2 separate regions of the Homo sapiens genome follow, and region 2 is linked to region 1. The links are chromatin loops, found by intact Hi-C in ENCODE. Cell type or tissue: Calu3. All regions are shown on one strand. Links, peaks and the distances in the headings refer to the core of each region. The heading gives the core; the rest is flanking DNA.

Region 1 (8,690 bases), core at 264-8,263:
TGAGGTCAGGAGTTCGAGACCAGCCTGACCAACATTGAAAAACCCCATCTCTACTAAAAATACAAAATTAGCCGGGCATGGTGGGGCATGCCTGTAATCCCAGCTACTCGGGAGGCTGAGGCAGGAGAATCGCTTGAACCCAGGAGGCGGAGATTGCGGTGAGCCAAGATCATGCCATTGTACTCCAGCCTGGGCAACAAGAGTGAAACTCCGTCTCAAAAAAAAAAAAAATGAAAGAAAGAAAGGAAGGAAGGAAGGAAGGAAGGAAGGAAGGAAGGAAGGAAGGAAGGAGGGAGGGAGGGAGGGAGGGAGGGAGGGAGGGAGGGAGGGAAGGAAAGAAAGAGAGAGAGAGAGAGAGAAAGAAAGAAAGAAAGAAAGAAAGAAAGAAAGAAAGAAAGGAAGGAGGTGGCCTGCAGCCAGGAGATCCTCACTTTCAAGAAGGCAATAAACAATGATGCTCAAAAAGCACAAGATTTCCATTTCTCTAATAGTGAGCAAGAAGAAAAGTCTAGTTCCTTTCATGCTGGAAGGTTAAGGATAGAAGGAGGCCATGTGTGGTATTATAGAGAGATATTGAAATGGGAGTCAGGAGACTCAGCTCTGCTTCTATTTAGCTGTGTGACTTTGGGCAAATCACTTCACCTCTCTGGGTCTCAGTTTGCTCATCTGGAAAACAAGGGATGAAAAAGAAACAAATTAGTTGTTCTCAGAGGTTTCTTTCAGCTCTGATTTGGTATCACTCTGCCATTTTAACAACCTGAGAAAGTACAGCTAGAACATCCAGTGCCTATAGTCTACCAAAGGGGAAATCAGCTAGAAGCAAAGAAAAGAAGAATTAGATAAAACAGGCCAGGTGTGGTGGCTCACTCCTATAATCCCAGCACTTTGGGAGGCTGATGCAGAAGAATCGCTTGAGCCCAGGAATTCAAGACCAGCCTAAGCAACATGGCAAGACCCCATCTCTACAAAAAACAAAAACATTAGCTGGGCGTGGTGATGCGTGCCTGTGGTTCCAGCTACTTGGGAGGCTGAGTCAAGAGGATCGCTTGAGCCCAAGGGGTCAAGGCTGCAGTGAGCCATATTCATACCACTACACTCCAGCCTGAGCAACAGAGCAAGACGTTGTTTCAAAAAAACAAAAAATTACATGAAACAAAAAACAACCTTTCTGGAAGGCTGCAAATGAGGTAATACACAGGCAGTAGACTAAGCACCATGCCTAAAGCATAATTAACGTGTATTCAAAAATGTTACAAGTGTTATTACTACCACTCCTCACTTTTCTGAGAGTGTACAAAGATAACCAGAAATTATAGTGAGTTTTCTCCTAAATTCGACTCTTTTTTGCCCATCCGGCCCTGTTACACATTTCCAGCGTTTTAAAGGCCTAAGGGAGGTCCTAAATGATCAGGGGCACCAGCTGTCCTTAATGTCCACAGACAGTTATAACTGAAAAGCAAGAACCCAACGTCAAGGAAAGAAGGGAAAGAGAAAATACAAGTGGCAAGAGCCAGGATTAATCCTCCATTCACTGCAAACTGACTGTGGAAAAGGGGGATGAAAAAACAACAGGTGCAGACCACAATGTACTTTGCAAATTGTTTTTCAGGACAGACCCAAAGCAGGGAGTAAGACATTTGGGAAGATGATCCTAGCCTGGTTTCCATGTGCGTCCATCTGAGCAAACACAGCACTGGCTGTGAGATATGGCCAAACACTACCCAGCCGGTCAGCAGACCCTGTGACACGGCGGGCTTCACATTCTTCTCCACAAAGCTAATGCAGCCTTGGCCTAAAGGCCACCCCTGACTCCGATGACCAAGACAATACCCCCCTGAAATTCCCCACAGGGCTGGGGGTCAATCAGTTCACTTGGCTGACTGGCCAGAAACCCCACATGCAAGCAAGGAAACATAACCTTGGCTTGGTGCTAGCTTGCAGGGCTATTCTGAGGAAAGGTGAACTTGAAAGCAGAGTAAAGTCAGCTGCCCTGCAGCAGAAGGGAGATCCAAATGTAGAGGCGGTCCCTTTCCTCAGGGTGCCAACATTCCCTGTGGGGCTGGGGCTCCAGGAAATAGGTAGAAATACCCACATGAAGCAGCAGCCAGTAGCAGTGGCAGCCCAAGGGACCAAGTGTGAAAGCGCTGCTGATAATGAGGCACTTGTGCACATGACTCTGAGCAACATTCCTGCAGGGTGCAGAGAATAAAGTGACAGGCGCGCACACACACACACACACACACACACACACACTCAAGTTCCTGGAACTTAAAAAAGGAAACTCTTAACAAATGCAAACCAACAATGAACAAGTGCTGATATGAAGAGGACCCTTTGTTACAATCTTCCCTAGGTCTTAGAATGTGTGAACTTTCATAACTAATTTCCAAGCGCTGCTGTTTATTTGGGTTGCTGTTTGTTTAGAAATGCCCTCTAAACCAGCTCCTCTTCCAGGAACCAGGTTATAGAAAACATGACCTTAGCTTTCTCAATTCTCCCACCTCCAAGACTAAGAAACAGCCTTCTTACCCACAATGCTTGGGAATATGCCCAGAGGCCTTCCAATGGCCTTGGCAGGATACAGCACACCCCCCACATCCCAAGGCCTGAAATCACATGATCAAGGTCTAGGCCCCAGAAGGCTGCTCTTAAGGGGATCCTTCTCTAGTGATTGGTGGCTTAGGCCCCAGACCTCAGTCTTGAAAACGAGGCCCCAGAGCAAAGTCTTGAAAAGGAGGAGAGCTGGTCTTAAGGAGAGAGGATTACCATATCCCGGAGATGTAAGAATAATTGGTTTTTTTCTGTCCATTTGCTGATGCAAAAAGCCAAGGCACAGTGAAGTCTTCTCCTGAAAGCAGCACAGTTTCCACTATACTGTGCTTCTCCTTCAGCTAAGATACTTGTTCACTTGAACCTGCCTTTCACCCAGGAGCTCTGGGGGTGGCCCTTTCTCTTCCAACAGTTACCCAGCTCTGGTAATAGTTGGCACTGGAGAAAGTTGCACTCCCCTTAATCAAAAGAAATAAATGAAAAAGTAAAAAAAAAAAAAAAAAAAAAAAGAAACAACCAAAAAAAAAAACCCATTCACCAGTCTATGCCCACCCCATTCCCCCAAGCTCACTCCTTTCATACTTCTGTCACAAACTCACTGGTTTCCTAGACTACCAATCTCAAGAGAGTTTGCACCATGGAGCCAGCCCATTGATAAAGAGCAATAATAATTAAGCCAATAGGTCCCCGGAAAGCTAAGCTTCCTAACAATGAGAGCCACCTTCTAAATTCTTTAAATCTTAGAGATGTAAGAAGAGTTGCCATTTTAAACAGAATCACCCAGTCACCCAGAAAGGACTGGATAATTTAAAGTACCTTCACATTACCCACAAACACGTCCTTAAGCCTCAAACAGCCAAACAACCCTGTCCCGCAGAAATTATTACATGGGTGCTAACTTCATGGAACCAATACCTTTGCCCACTGCATGAAATTATGATGCCAGGGAAGATTTTCTTGGAAAAGCTTTCCTGTATCAAATCCCTACCATCTTATTGCAACAACAGGCACCCAGGCTCGAAGCAGCAGCCATAGTGAGAATGATGATGACTGTCATCATCACCCTCACCATCTTAGTTGCCGACATCATCGTCATCATCATCATCATCATTTAAATGTATTGAATGTGTCTTATGTGCCAGATACTATCTTAAATGCTTTATTAATATTTTCTCATTTTTCTCACTTAATCCTCACAACAACTCTGGTAATGTTCAAGTTTGATCATATCATTTTATGAATGTGGGAACACAGGCTCAGAGAGGTTAAGTAATTTGCCCACGGTTACAGAGCTAGTGGTAGAATTTGAATCTAGGCTTTTACCACCCTAGAGCCTGTACTCTTACCCAATACACCACTATGATCTTGAAATGTTAAGTAATACTATTACTATTAAAAACTGCTAACATTTATTTAGTGCACACAATAAGCCAGAAATTCTGCTAAATACTTGATTTAAATTATTTTATTTAACCCTCACAACAACCCTATTATTATTCCCATTTTACAGATGCAGCTAAGTAACATGCCTAAGGTTACATGGTGATGGAGCTCAAACCCAAACCCAGGAAATATGGTCCAAAGGCTCTATCCACCAAGCTGAACTTGCATTAGGAAAATGAAGCATTCCTACTGCCCTACTTAAGTCAGGATCCCCGCTGTATCCCAGTCCAAGCCTACAATGTCCCAGCAAGAATTTGGCAAGTAAATGCCAATGAGGAAACTTATCTGGCCCTGATGTGTACACACCAGCCACTCAGATCTGATTAATGTTAAGAAAAGAAGATCAAAACTCTTTATAGAAGTCTCTCTTTACCCCATTTTCCTTCAACCTGATTTCTGAAGAGAACACCTGACTACCAGCCTTTTTGTGCTCTGCCCAGAACATCTAATAAGTGTTTACCCAGGACTCCCAGAGCCATAGTTAAGGGCCTTAATGTGCAATCTGGCTCTGCACCTTATTTAATCAGCACCTGAATGAAATGTCTCTTTGCTAGCAACAGCCAGAACACAGTCAGTCAGAGTCTTTCTGCAAACACAGCTGGTCGATTGGCAAAGACAATTCAATTCACAGGCAAAATACACCCTGACTTTATACCAATACTGGCATGTGATGGACATGAGGAGACTGAAGGCACTGGGCTAGAATTAGGATGGTACCATGCTTCCTTTCCCCTCCAGATGATCTCACTCCTCCCTCTCCTACCCACCTAAACACATGGCCACAGGGCAGAGCTTGCACTGTTTTCGCCAAACAGGCCAATCCTGTCTGACCTCCTGGCTCCTGCAATCCATTCCCTTCCCTCAACACCACCCAGCTCAGAATAAAACTCATATTATCCTTCCTCCCTCTGCCATTTCCTCCAGCAGCTACTAGACGGGAACCAAAACCAATCAAGAGATCCCCCAAACCCTTCCCTTCAGGATCTCATGCTGGTAACAGGTCCAAGTGCCTTGATGCCCATGAACTGACAGATGTGCAAGCGCTGCCCTGTGTAGCCAGGAAAGAGCTGAGTAAACACAGAGGACTGACTGGTGCCCAGAAGAGGGGTCCTCGCCAGGCCTTCAGATTAACTGCTGCATCCAAGCACTGTGGAGGGAGATTTACATTAATATGAAACCCTGGGGGTCAGCATGTAGGGTGGCAAGGCATGGATAACTCCAGTTCTCCTGATCAGGGGCTTTAGCGGGAGAGAAGAGGCCAAAACCTGAGCAAGGCACATGAGAAAGGACATCTGCTTAAAAACACTAGACACAGTCTACCAATTAGATATAATGTTAGGGTAACAAGGCCCTTTTTTAAAACTCATCCTCTCCCTGACGCCCAGTGGAGTCTGTCCACTCACATTTCAGTATGAACCTCTGAAATAAAACTGCTTTCTTCCTAATCCCCCATGGCTATCATCTCCTCTGATGAGATGGGCATTTTGAATTATAGAAAGGATTGTTTTGGAACTTGTGTGGGGTGGATCAGGTGGACAGACTTGGAAACAGGGAAGAAGAGATATGAAAAAGAAAGGTAGAAAGATGGCACCACACTTCATTAGTGCTGCTGTGGACTTTAGAGCAGCAACCATCCACAAGCCACTAAAAAGCATCTACTGGTTGCAGGTGGGATGCCTGCTATCTCCTTATTTCTCACATTTAATGTCTGTTCACTTACCCCAATGTTGTGTGCCTCTGTTGTTGACAGTGTGGGCCCTCCTTGGGACAGCACAGAGAACACAATTTTCTATCTCATCCCCTATCGAGGATTCAAGGGCATCTGCAGGTCGTTTATCAACAGCCTAGAAATGACAGAGCATTCCTAGAGTTTCACTTAGTTGGCCAAGGGAGAAGTAAGACATCTACCCCTGATAATAATAAGCAAATAATTCCAGGTTACAGTTGAGACACTTTTCTGTGAAGGAGGAAGCAACTCTGCGAACTTATGGTAGGATCTCTCAAAGTGAGGTCAAAGGCTCACAGGCATTAGAATCATCTGGGAGTTTCTTATAAATGCAGATTCCCATCCTCATCCTAGACCTGCTCAGAATTGCTATGAAGAGAGCTAGACATCTACATTATAACAAGCTTCCAAGGGATTCTTTCACAAATAAAGTTTGATAATCACTGCTCTCCACATCCATCCTCTTCCTGTCTACTTGAACCCTGGGTAAGTGAATAGATATTAAATAGGAGAAATGGGGAGATAGCACATAGCCTTTGCACTTATTGTTTCTTATGCCTAGAATTGCTTTCCTTCCTCCATCACCCAATGAATTCCTACGCATTCAAATACATTTATTGAGCACCTACTAGAGCCAGTCCCTGTTCTAGGCACTAAGAGAACAAAAACCAAGGGTCCTTGCTTTCATGGAGCTAACATGAGCCAGCTCAAATGCCACCTCTTCTAGGAAGCTTTCCTTAATTGCATTAGGAAAAAAAAAGACCCCTGTCCCCTATGCTTTGTTCAAATCTGTTACTATACATGTAATGTTGTAATTTAGTTGATCTATTTCCTTGTCCATCTCATCAAAACTGTGAACAAAATGAAGGCAAAGGCTACTTCTTCTTTTTTTTTTGTTTTTGGTTTTGTTTTTGAAAGTACATCAACAATGACTGCTTCTTATTTCTCTTTGAATCTCCAATACCTGGCACCAATGTTTGGCACACAATAGGCATTCGATAAATATCTGTTGAGTGAACGCAAGAAAGAATAAACTCCCACGAACATCTAAAACAACAGTCCTGCAAACAGAGAGTTAGCATACAACAAACCATGTGTCAACATTCCCTCTTGTTAGTCCCTGCAGATCTTAGAGACTGGAAAGCGGGGGGATATAGAAGGACTGGAGGGATATATTCCATATATCACTGGAAGGTAATAAAGGTGGCCTGGTTGAAATACTCCATTGACATAACTAACAGTCACCAAACAAGCCAGTGGAACTCTACAGCTACCTTAAAACCCTCTTCACAATAACTTGGGGCCCTCATCCTCTAATCTGAATCACACTATTTAACAGGTATTGAGATGGTGCCAGAACACTTAATGCCTTGCCCACAGATCACCCAGACTCATGCTCAATTAGGATGGGCACTGAAACCAACTTCCCACCTAATTACTTCAGCCACTAGATAATGTCTCTAAAAGTGGGGTCCAAGGCTGACCAGCATTAGAATCACCCAAGAGCGAGTATAAATGCAGATTCCAATCCTCACCCTAGACCTGCTCAGAATCACCATGTAGAGAACAAGGTATCCGCATTATAACAAGCTTCCAAGAGACTCTTTTACAAATAAAGTTTGACAATCACCGCTTTCCACATCCAGAGTCTCTTCGCATTCACTCAGCCAGTTCCTGGCAGGAGAGGAGCACGTGAGACAAGACATTCTCAATTTAACAAAATATATGAAAGACCAGGAGAAGCAGAGAAACCTAGCTCTTCATTTCAATGAGGCATAACAATGAGGTATCCACTGAAAAAGAGAAGAGGGGAGAAAAAGGAAAAGTAAGTCTCTGGCTTAATAACATTTTTTATTTATATGATATTAAGAAGCAAGAAAGTTGGCATGTCCAAGAGATTAAGATCAAGATCCAACAGTGTGATTTCCTGATTGGGAGAAAAGCAAACAGACACTTTGGGCCAAGAGTAGAGATTCTAATAACCATTCTTTGTGATGGAAATTCTACAAAAAGATGTGTGAGCAGGAGCTGAGATTGCCTCACTCCTGTGGCTATTTCAAAAAACAGGCAGAAAGATTTTTTTTTTTTTTTTGAGACAGAGTCTTGCTCTGTCACCCAGGCTGGAGTGCAGTGGCGGGATCTCGGCTCACTGCAACCTCTGCCTCCTCGGTTCAAGCGATTCTCCTGCCTCAGCCTCCCGAGTAGCTGGGACTACAGGCGCGTGCCACCACACCTGGCTAATTTTTTGTATTTTTAGTAGAGAGAGGGTTTCACCGTGTTAGCCAAGATGGTCTCAATCTCCTGACCTCGTGATCTGCCTGCCTCAGCCTCCCAAAGTCTGGGATTACAGGCGTGTGCCACCATGCCTGGCTGGAAGATTCTCTTAATAGGAACATAGGGCCACCAGTGGAGAAAGAAAAAAGGAAAGCAAAAAGTCAGTTCCATCAATCATTCAGTCACCATTATCCAGGTACACATTAAACAATTAATGTGCATATACAGTATTATATTCAGCTCTGCAAGGAGTTACAAAGGAAAAATCCACTACTCCTTTACTTTAAAAAAGTGTTCCCACTAATGGTGGAGAAACATTAAAGAAACATGCAAAAACAAAAAACAAAAAACAAACAAACAAAAAAAAATGATCTGGCCAAACACCAGATTACCTACATGCATACAAAGGTATTCATTAAAGAGCCCAACATTCTGACATGTATTCAGACGGCTGGGAAAGGACAAAAAGTGTTACTGGAGTCAGGTCAGGCTCCTATGGAAAGGTTTCGTAGAGGAGAATCTTCAGGGGAGTATTTACAGAGGGGGAGGAAACTAAAAACAAGTCTCACAAAGACTGAGAAGAAGGTGGCCCATCTGTGGCAAAGGAATAAAAATTCTGTGAGCTTGTGGATCATCCACTGAGTAGGGGCCAGCAACATACTGTTATTTAAAAGCAAGCTGAGTTGTATTAACAGGT
Region 2 (8,690 bases), core at 170-8,169, 95 kb after region 1:
GGAGCCTGTAGACTGGTGTAGATAACACATGTAAGGTGCTTAGCACATGGCAAGTGCTCAATAAATAGGATAAATAATATTATAAATGGTAGTATAATAAGAATAGTATAAATATTGTTGCATGTTCAGGCATGAGAACTCAAGGGACTTCCTGTCTAAGCAGTAGCACTGGGGAAAGGGACAGCAGATGATGCTGGCAAAATGTGAAGAGGACAGATAGCCTACACGACTAAGGAGTGTGGAGTCATAGATTTTGAGCGAGAGAGAGAGAGAGATTGGTGGAGGGTGGGGGAGATGATTTTTTTTTCAGAAAAAAAAAACAAAACACTTTATTTTGAAAAACAAATTCAGCCAAGTGTGGTGGCTTGTGTCTGCAGTCCTAGCTACTTGAGAGGCTGAGATAGGAGGATCATTTGAGATCAGGAGTTTGAGACCAGCTTGGGCAACATAGCAAGACCCTGTCTTGGGTGAGGTGGCTCAGGACATTAATTCCAGCACTTTGGGAGGCTGAGGTGGAAGGATCACTTGAGGCCAGGAGTTCAAGACCAGTCTGGGCAACATAGTGAGAACCCATCTCCACAAAAATAAAAAAAAAAAAAAAAAAACAGCCGGGTGTGGTGGTGCATGCCTGTAGTCACAGCTGCTTGGGAGGCTGAGGTGGGAGGATTGCTTGAGGCAAGGAGTGTGAGGCTGCAGTGAGCCATGATTGCACCACTGTACTCCAGCCTGGGTGACAGAGACCCTGTCTCTATAAAACAAACAAACAAAAATTGAGTCCCTAAATTCTTATGTCTAAACTTATGTCCCTAAATTCTTATGTCTAAATCTTTCTTCCTGCAGATTTTATGTACATTTCTATCTTCCTTCTTTTTCTCCTCTTCCTCCTCCTCTTCTGCTTGTTACTACTCCTACTACTGCTCCTAGTTGCTCTCATTTCTTGAATGATTACAACGCTGGGCACCGTGTCTTTTTTTTTTTTTTTTTTTTGGAGACAGAGTCTCACTCTGTTGCCCAGGCTGGAGCACAGTGGTGTGATCATGGCTCATTGCAGTGTCAACCTCCTGGGCTTAAGCAATCCTCCTACCTCAGCCTCCTGAGTAGCTGGGACTACAGGTGCATGTCACCACACCCAGCTAATTTTTGTATTTTTTGTAGAGATGAGGTTTTGCCATGTTGCCCAAGCTGTGTGCTAAGTAATTAACTTGTGATTAATGGTACCTACCTCATAGAGTCATGAAGATTTTCCTCTTCATTTTACAGATGTGGAAACTGACATTTAGAGAAATTAGGTAACTTGCCCAAGGTAACTTGTTTAGTAAATGGTGAAGTTAATTTCTGAACCATGATATCTTGAATAATGAAGGCTATTTAATGAGTGTCAGGCATTCTTCATGCATAACTTCATCTCATTTTATCCTCACGACAGTCTTCTTAGATAAATATTATTATCCCCATTTTATAGATAATTTGAGCCTCAGAGAGGTTAAGTAACTTTTCCAGAGTCACACAGCTTATATGTAGTATAGCTCTACATTGAAATTTTGGATAGTATTACTATTTAAATAGGAAGATGTATAAAGGTTGTACTTAAATTCTGGGTGCTAGAGTGGAAATGCTTTGGGTCAACAGATAGGTCAACCGAACAGTAGTCCTTGTCTTAAATGGGCCACCCTTTCCTAATGTGCCTTATGAAAGAACTAGAAACAACTATCTGAAGCTGGCTTCCCATTTTAGTAGCTTTACAGCAGTTCCTGAAGCACCAGCCTTTTAACAGAAGGTTAGAAGCTAAAGCTCACACTCGAAGTGGTTTCTCCCTTTTCAACCAACCCTGCCCCTTATGTACATATACCACCCGCCCCAGATACTCTGATGCCACAGAATAAACTGGAGAAGGGGGGTTGTGCACAGGGAGATTTGGCCTGACTGTCTGCTGAAGAAACCAGTGTTGGTAGAAACTAATGAATCTGGGCTTGACAGCATTCTTTCCATAAAAAAATCATTATAAAATGCTGCTGTCTCCTGAAGCTTCTCAGCCCGGCTCCTGATTCATGGGCGATAAGCTCAGAGTTGCAGGCCTGCCGCCTTATTGCCATACAAAACATTAATCTTCTGGGTTTTTCCACCCCCCTGACAGCACAGGGTAATCAGGCAGAATTACAGCTCTGAAATGTTTGTGATTATGGGATTTGCAGCAAATAAATTGCTCAGGCTTTGGTGTCAATAGCTATAGCTTTTTTCTTTTCCTATCTTTTTATTTTCTGTTTCTGGAAGGCAGAGCGCACCTTTCTACATTTCAATTCCACATATATTTCTTCAAAAGGCCTCGATTCTCCATTTATAAAAGAAATTTATTTGACCAGCTACAGTTAGCATTTGTGAATATTGGGACAACTGGGGGCCTGGTGTTAGCTCTGGGTTAGAGGAACCTAGCTTCTCAGTTCTGTTTGCTGAATGTACGGACAGGGTGGCAAACGGGATCAGAGCAGAGGCCACGCTCAGGAAATGGAAGGCCTGAGTCAAGTTACAATGGGAATAAAGTTTCAGAAGTACTGAGGAGGCTCCCTTCCCTCTCCCTCACTGGAATACTTACTGCTGCTACTTGAAATTTCATTTGGCTGGGCACGGTGGCTCACGCCTGTAATCCCAGCACTTTGGGAGGCCGAGACAGGTGGATCATCTGAGGTCAGGAGTTCGAGACCAGCCTGGCCAACAAGGTGAAATCCCGTCTCTACTAAAAGTACAAAAATTAGCCGGTCATGGTGGCGCATGCCTGTAACCCCAGCTACTCGGGAAGCTGAGGCAGGAGAATCACTGGAACTTGAGAGGTGGAGGTTGCAGTAAGCCAAGGTCATGCCACTGCACTCCAGCCTGGGCAACAGAGCGAGACCCTGTCTCAAAAAAAAAAAATTCATCATTCATGTTTGATTTCTTTGGCTTTCGTTTTAATTCCCTGTTTGGATGCAAGTGTCCCTGGAGAAGCACATTACTTTGTTTCAGGGAATAAGTTTGTCTCTTCAAATGTATAAAAAGAAGGGATGTTTGTCTCACAATGTAATGTTTTCAAATAAGCAGTACATTTAAGTGATTCAAAATTCGAAACTATGTAAAAGGAATACATTAAGAAGTCTTTCTCCTCCTCTGTCTTAATTTACCTGTTTTTTTTGTTCAATCCCCTTGCCTCTAGTAGGTAACCACTTTCATTAACTTCTTGTATAACTTTTTATTATTTGTACAGATATGTACACGAGTCTTCCATATTTTCCTCCTTCAATGTAGTATATATCATGGAGATATTTCAATATCAGTACAGACACAGTTTCCTCAACCATTTTTTTAAACAACTGCGTAACATTACATTGCATGAATGTACCATTGTTTATTTATTCAGTTCCCTATAGATGGACACTTGGGTTGTTTCCAACCTTTCACTATTATAAACAATACTGCAAGGAATAATCCTGCACATGAGGTGCTTCCTGAAGTGTGAAAGTCAGCCTGTAAGATAAAAAACCAGAAAGGTAAATACTTTTAGAAATATTAACAAATATTGACAAATTGCCCTCTGTGGTGGTTGTATTATACACTTTTGCATTCCCAACAGCAATGTATGAGAGTGCTCATTTCCCCCACTACTTTACAACTGAGTGTTGCCAAACTTTCGGATTCTGGCAAACCTAACAGGAGGGAAATGCTGTGTATATTTGGTTTTAGTTTATACTTGTGAGTGTGGTTGAGTGCCTTTTCAGATGTTCAAGGGCTGTTTTAATTTCATTTTCTATGGACACTCTGTTCATGTCCTTTGCTCATTTTTCCATTGTATTGTCAATCTTTTCCTACTTAGTTTCCAGGAGCTCTTTATATATTTTTTTAACCCTTTAAATTTTTATTTTTTTAATTTTTAAATTTAATTTCTTTGGATATATAGCTGTGTATATTTATGGGGTACATGAAATGTTTTGGTACAGGCATGAGATGCTTAATAATTACAAATTAAGAATATTAGTCTTTTCATTATGTTAAGTGAAATAAGCCAAGCATGGAAGGCCAAATACTTCCATGATGTCACTCATATATGGAATATAAAAAAGTTTATCTCACAGAAGTAGTGAGAAAAATTGTGAGTAATGAGATTGCGGAGAGGGGAATGGGGAGAGGTTGGTCAGTGGGTACAAAGTTACAGTTAGGAGGAATAAGTTCTGGTGTTCTACAGCACAGTGGGGTGACTACAGTTAACAATAACATATTATATATTTCAAAATAGCTAGAAAAGAAAATTTTGAATGCTCTTACTACAAAGAAATGACAAGTGTTTGAAGTGAGAAATATGCTAATTACTCTGATTTGATCATTATGTAATATATACACAATGTATTGAAACCCCACACTGTACCCCATAAATATGTACAATTAAGATATCAATTACAAACAAAATACAATGTAAATAAATAAATAAAAATAGAACAAAAGAAGATTAGTCCTTTGTAAAGAATGCATTTTTAAAAGACAGGAAGGATGAGATGAATACTACTAGAACACTGGGCATTGCCTAAAGAAAGATAGGCTTGGGTGAGATAGTGGGAAGACAACATGAGGTGACTTGCTTTGTACTCATTTATTTGTTTCTTCATTAAATCTTCAAAAACATGCAAAAGATACTTATTGAACACTGACTATGTACCAGGCACTGTGTCAGGCATTTGGGATACATCACTAAACAAGAAGACAAAGATCACTGCCATCCCAAGAGCTTACATTCTCTCATCCATTGGTTCATTCATTCCACATACCCTGAAGCACACACTGGGAACACGTAGATCAGTAAGATATAGTTCCCCCTCCAAGGTTCAGTTTGGTTGGACAAGGAAAGAGTCTATTATGCTCTGGTGAGTTAAATGATATAAGAGAGGTATATACAGAATGCTAATAGAGTAGAAGGTGGTGGCATGACTGAGACAGGTGGTGATACAGGAACCCAACTTTAAGAAAGAGTGGGAGGTAGCCAGGCTGAGAAAGAGGCAAAAGAGAGCTCTGGCAGCACAGAAGCACAGAAACATGAGAACTCATGTCACCTTTTGGGATTGGGAGATATTTCCTTTTCACTGTTATGTAGAGAGACAAAGGTAAGAGAGGGTGGACAGAGAAATAGTTTTCAGTATGTAACATGGTGCCTGGCACTTATTTGGTACTCGTTAAATAGTTTTTGGTTGGTTGAATGAATAAATAAATGAAGTTAGAGGTAATATACTACAGTGATATGTTATCTATTGCTGTGTAACAATTTTCCCCAAAACTTGGCAGCTTAAAACAACAAATATTTATTATCTGTTTCTAAGGATCAGGAATCTGGGAGTGCTTTATTTGGATAGTTCTTGTTCAAGGTGCAATCATCCTGTTGACCAGGGCATTAATCTCAAGGTTTGACTGGGGCTCGATGATCCAGTTCCAAGCTCCTACACATAGCTGTTCCAGTCTTCAGTTCTTCGTTGGTTGTTGGCTATATGTATATATATATATATCCCAGAGGAATGCCTGATACATATTAAGTACTATATAAATATAAGCTATAATTATTATTACCTAAAGACTGTGAGGAGTTGTCAAAAGGTTTTAAGCATAGGAAATGACCTGATCATCTTTACTATTTCAGAAAACTCCTTCTAGCTTTAGCGTGAGACGTAGACTGGAGGGGGAAAAAGCAAGAAGGAAGGCGACCCATTAGAAAGCTGTTGTAGGCGAGAGATGACGGTGGCCTGGATTAGGGTAGTGATAGTGGAAACAAATAAGTGTATGCATACAGGGTATAATCTCGGAGTAGAACTACGTACACATCAATCAGAAGTAGGTGAAGTGGGAGATAGGGGTAGGGAACATAGGAGGAGGAGCAAGATCTTTTGTCTGTGGAGGTGAGCTGGGATGGTAAGTTGAATTAGGACCATGTAGAGTTTGGGGTGCTTATAAAACATCTATGTGAAAATGTCTGGTTGACAGCCAGATCTATGGGTATGGAGTTCAGAAGAGAGATCTGGGCTAGATTTAGAAGTCATCAGCATATGGGTCAATGGAGTCATAGGTGTGGATAAGATTGCCCAGGGGAGAATATGGCTAGTGAGAAGAGAAGGCTTCCTAGGAAAGACTCTTGAGGGTCACCAGCAGAATTGAGAGATGGATGGAGGAAGAAGTGTGTGCAAATAAGTGTCAGGGCTGGCCAGAGGGGAAGGAAAACCTGGAGAGTGTGGTATCTTGTAAGCCAAGGGAGTGTCTCATGAAGGAGAAAAGGAAGGCTCAACAGTGCCCATGCCACCTGCTAAAAGAAAAAGGTCAGAGAAGATAAAGGCTGAAAATCATCCACTGAATTTACCAACAAGAAGGTTATTGGTTTATTGGTGATCTTAGTGAGAGTAATTCACTGGAATGGGTGGGGGCATCCCTGTCCCAGCCTCCTTTTCTAGGCTATGAGTGCACATTCGTGAAATTTATAGGCCTTGGTGTTGAGTACCAGCTCCTCTTCCCAAACAGAAGCTTTGACCCCCACAGAGTCAACTTTTTGAGATGCAGATTCCTTGGTGGACTTCATTGGAACTGGGGTACTGCTTGACTGCTTAATCCTGACATTAACCTAATAGTTAGGTGGGCACACCGTTAACAGTGCTTACTATGTGCCAAGTATTGTTTTAACTACTTTATGTATGTCAATTTGTTTAATTATCCCCATTTTATGGATGAAGAATCTAGTTACCCACATCACGGTATAGCCCCAGGCTGAGCTGAAATAGGCCAGATCAAGGAAGAGGTAAACCAAGATGCTCAGCTTCAGCTATCTCTGGACTCCAGGAAAAGCCCTTCTTTTTGATGAAGTAAGTTATTGGGGCAGGAGTGTTTGGAGCAGGGGGTTTCAGGTCAGAGAAACTTTTTTGGTTTTTTTTGAGGCGGAGTCTCGCTCTGTCGCCCAGGCTGGAGTGCAGTGGCGCGATCTCGGCTCACTGCAACCTCCACCTCCCGGGTTCACGCCATTCTCCCGCCTCAGCCTCCCGAGTAGCTGCGACTACAGGCGCCCGCCACCACGCCCAGCTAATTTTTTATATTTTTAGTAGAGACGGGGTTTCACCGTGTTAGCCAGGATGGGCTGGATCTCCTGACCTCGTGATCCACCCGCCTCGGCCTCCCAAAGTGCCGGGATTACAGGCGTGAGCCACCGCGCCCGGCCAGGTCAGAGAAACTTTTAAAATATCACGCTGGAGCCCTTGACTCTTTGCTTTTGGGGGCCATCCAAGATGGCACTCATTAAGCACTAGATGGCGCCAAATGTGGCCTTGCATTGTCCTCCTTCTTGGATACAGAAAAACCTCAGAAATCTAATTTAATGACGACCCAATCCCCCATAGGCTAGGGAGCAATGAGAGCAGATTGCCATTTTAGATGGTAACAGTGTGGAAACTGCTGTAATCTCAGCTCCTCTATTAAACTCTCCAGGCATGCATCAGTATCCATATGCTGGGCAGAGAGCACATCTGCTTGGAGCTTTCATGGCACACCATGCCTATCCTGTGGCATTCTGCCCATTAAATCACAGGTAGGCGAGAGCAGCTCATCTTCTCCACCAGACTTTCAATTTCTCAATGGAAGAGATAGAACTTTGTTTATATGATACCTCCTATGGCTTTTCAACTTTTAGCACGGTGCTAAGTTCACAGTAGTCCTCAATATTTGTCGAGTTAATGAATAAAGGAATGAAGGCATTTTTCCTAGGCATAGCCTTTGTTCCAGCTTAACTCTTATTTATATTTGTAACCAGACTAACCTCCCTAATTAGAAGAGCATCTGTTGCTTTCTCTAAGGCCAAGTTAACAAAGAATACATGTAGGAGGGCTAGATCCAGTTAGTTCAATTCCACAAGTGTTTAGTAAGCCTTCTATGAATGTAGTATTGTGTCATGCTCCCTCTTAGAACAGACATGAGCCTAGGCAATTCAAAGGTTTTAAAAAATCATATTTCACACCTACAAAAGGTATGAACAGTAATACGACAAACAGCTATGTGCCCATGACCCAGATTCAAAAATAAGACATAAACAGTACGCACAGTTCAAAAGGCTCTGAAAATCAAAGGCTGTTTGTTTTTTATTAGTTTGGCATCAAAATGCTTTTGGCGACAAAACCAAACCTGAACTATTTCATAGTCTTCATCTAGCCCACTAAGTATAATAAATCATACATTTCACTGCAGAAATGTTAATGTGTTTGCTTATGGGGTTTTGCCCCAGGCCTCACTAGGTATGTTATCTAATGTCTAGTGTATGCTTGTGTCACCTTTCTGAAATCCAAACAATTCTGAATTCCAAAACACACATGGCAACAAGGTTTGTAGGTAAGGCATTCTAGGTCTGTGGTCTATTGGGCCGCAATTTCGGGCTTGGTTACTAAACGGTGTTGCTTAATGTTCCCCAAAGGAAAGAAGTGGAGGGGAAATGGAAACATTGCAACGAAGAGCGTCTGATATACCTCTTTATCCTCTTCATCTCCTCAGGCCCCAACCCCACATCTCTTCCTTAGGCTTCACCTTTTATATATATATATGTGTATATATATATATATATACACACATACATATATATACATATATATTTTTTATTATACTTTAAGTTCTAGGGTACATATGCACAACGTGCAGGTTTGTTACGTATGTATACATGT

Evidence for each region. Hi-C counts contacts between places; a loop is a spot of excess contacts. Peaks named below come from ENCODE experiments on the same cell type or tissue, not always from the same donor. Only the 100,000 strongest peaks of a DNase experiment are listed, where the experiment ranks them.
Region 2: it touches region 1 in a loop (4-fold over the local background); 23 of 110 quality-filtered maps call a loop at or near these places.

The regions. Positions count from the first base shown.
Region 1 is chrX:110,009,114-110,017,803 of GRCh38, reverse strand. All of the region lies in intron 2 of TMEM164 (transmembrane protein 164), which reads right to left. Among named protein-coding and RNA genes, the nearest start is that of TMEM164, 10 kb to the right of the region's middle. In Calu3, for the core only: no CTCF peak of the experiment used is centred there; a DNase peak (open chromatin) is centred at 4,803.
Region 2 is chrX:109,913,915-109,922,604 of GRCh38, reverse strand. No RefSeq gene overlaps it. Among named protein-coding and RNA genes, the nearest start is that of TMEM164, 85 kb to the left of the region's middle. In Calu3, for the core only: no CTCF peak of the experiment used is centred there; no DNase peak of the experiment used is centred there.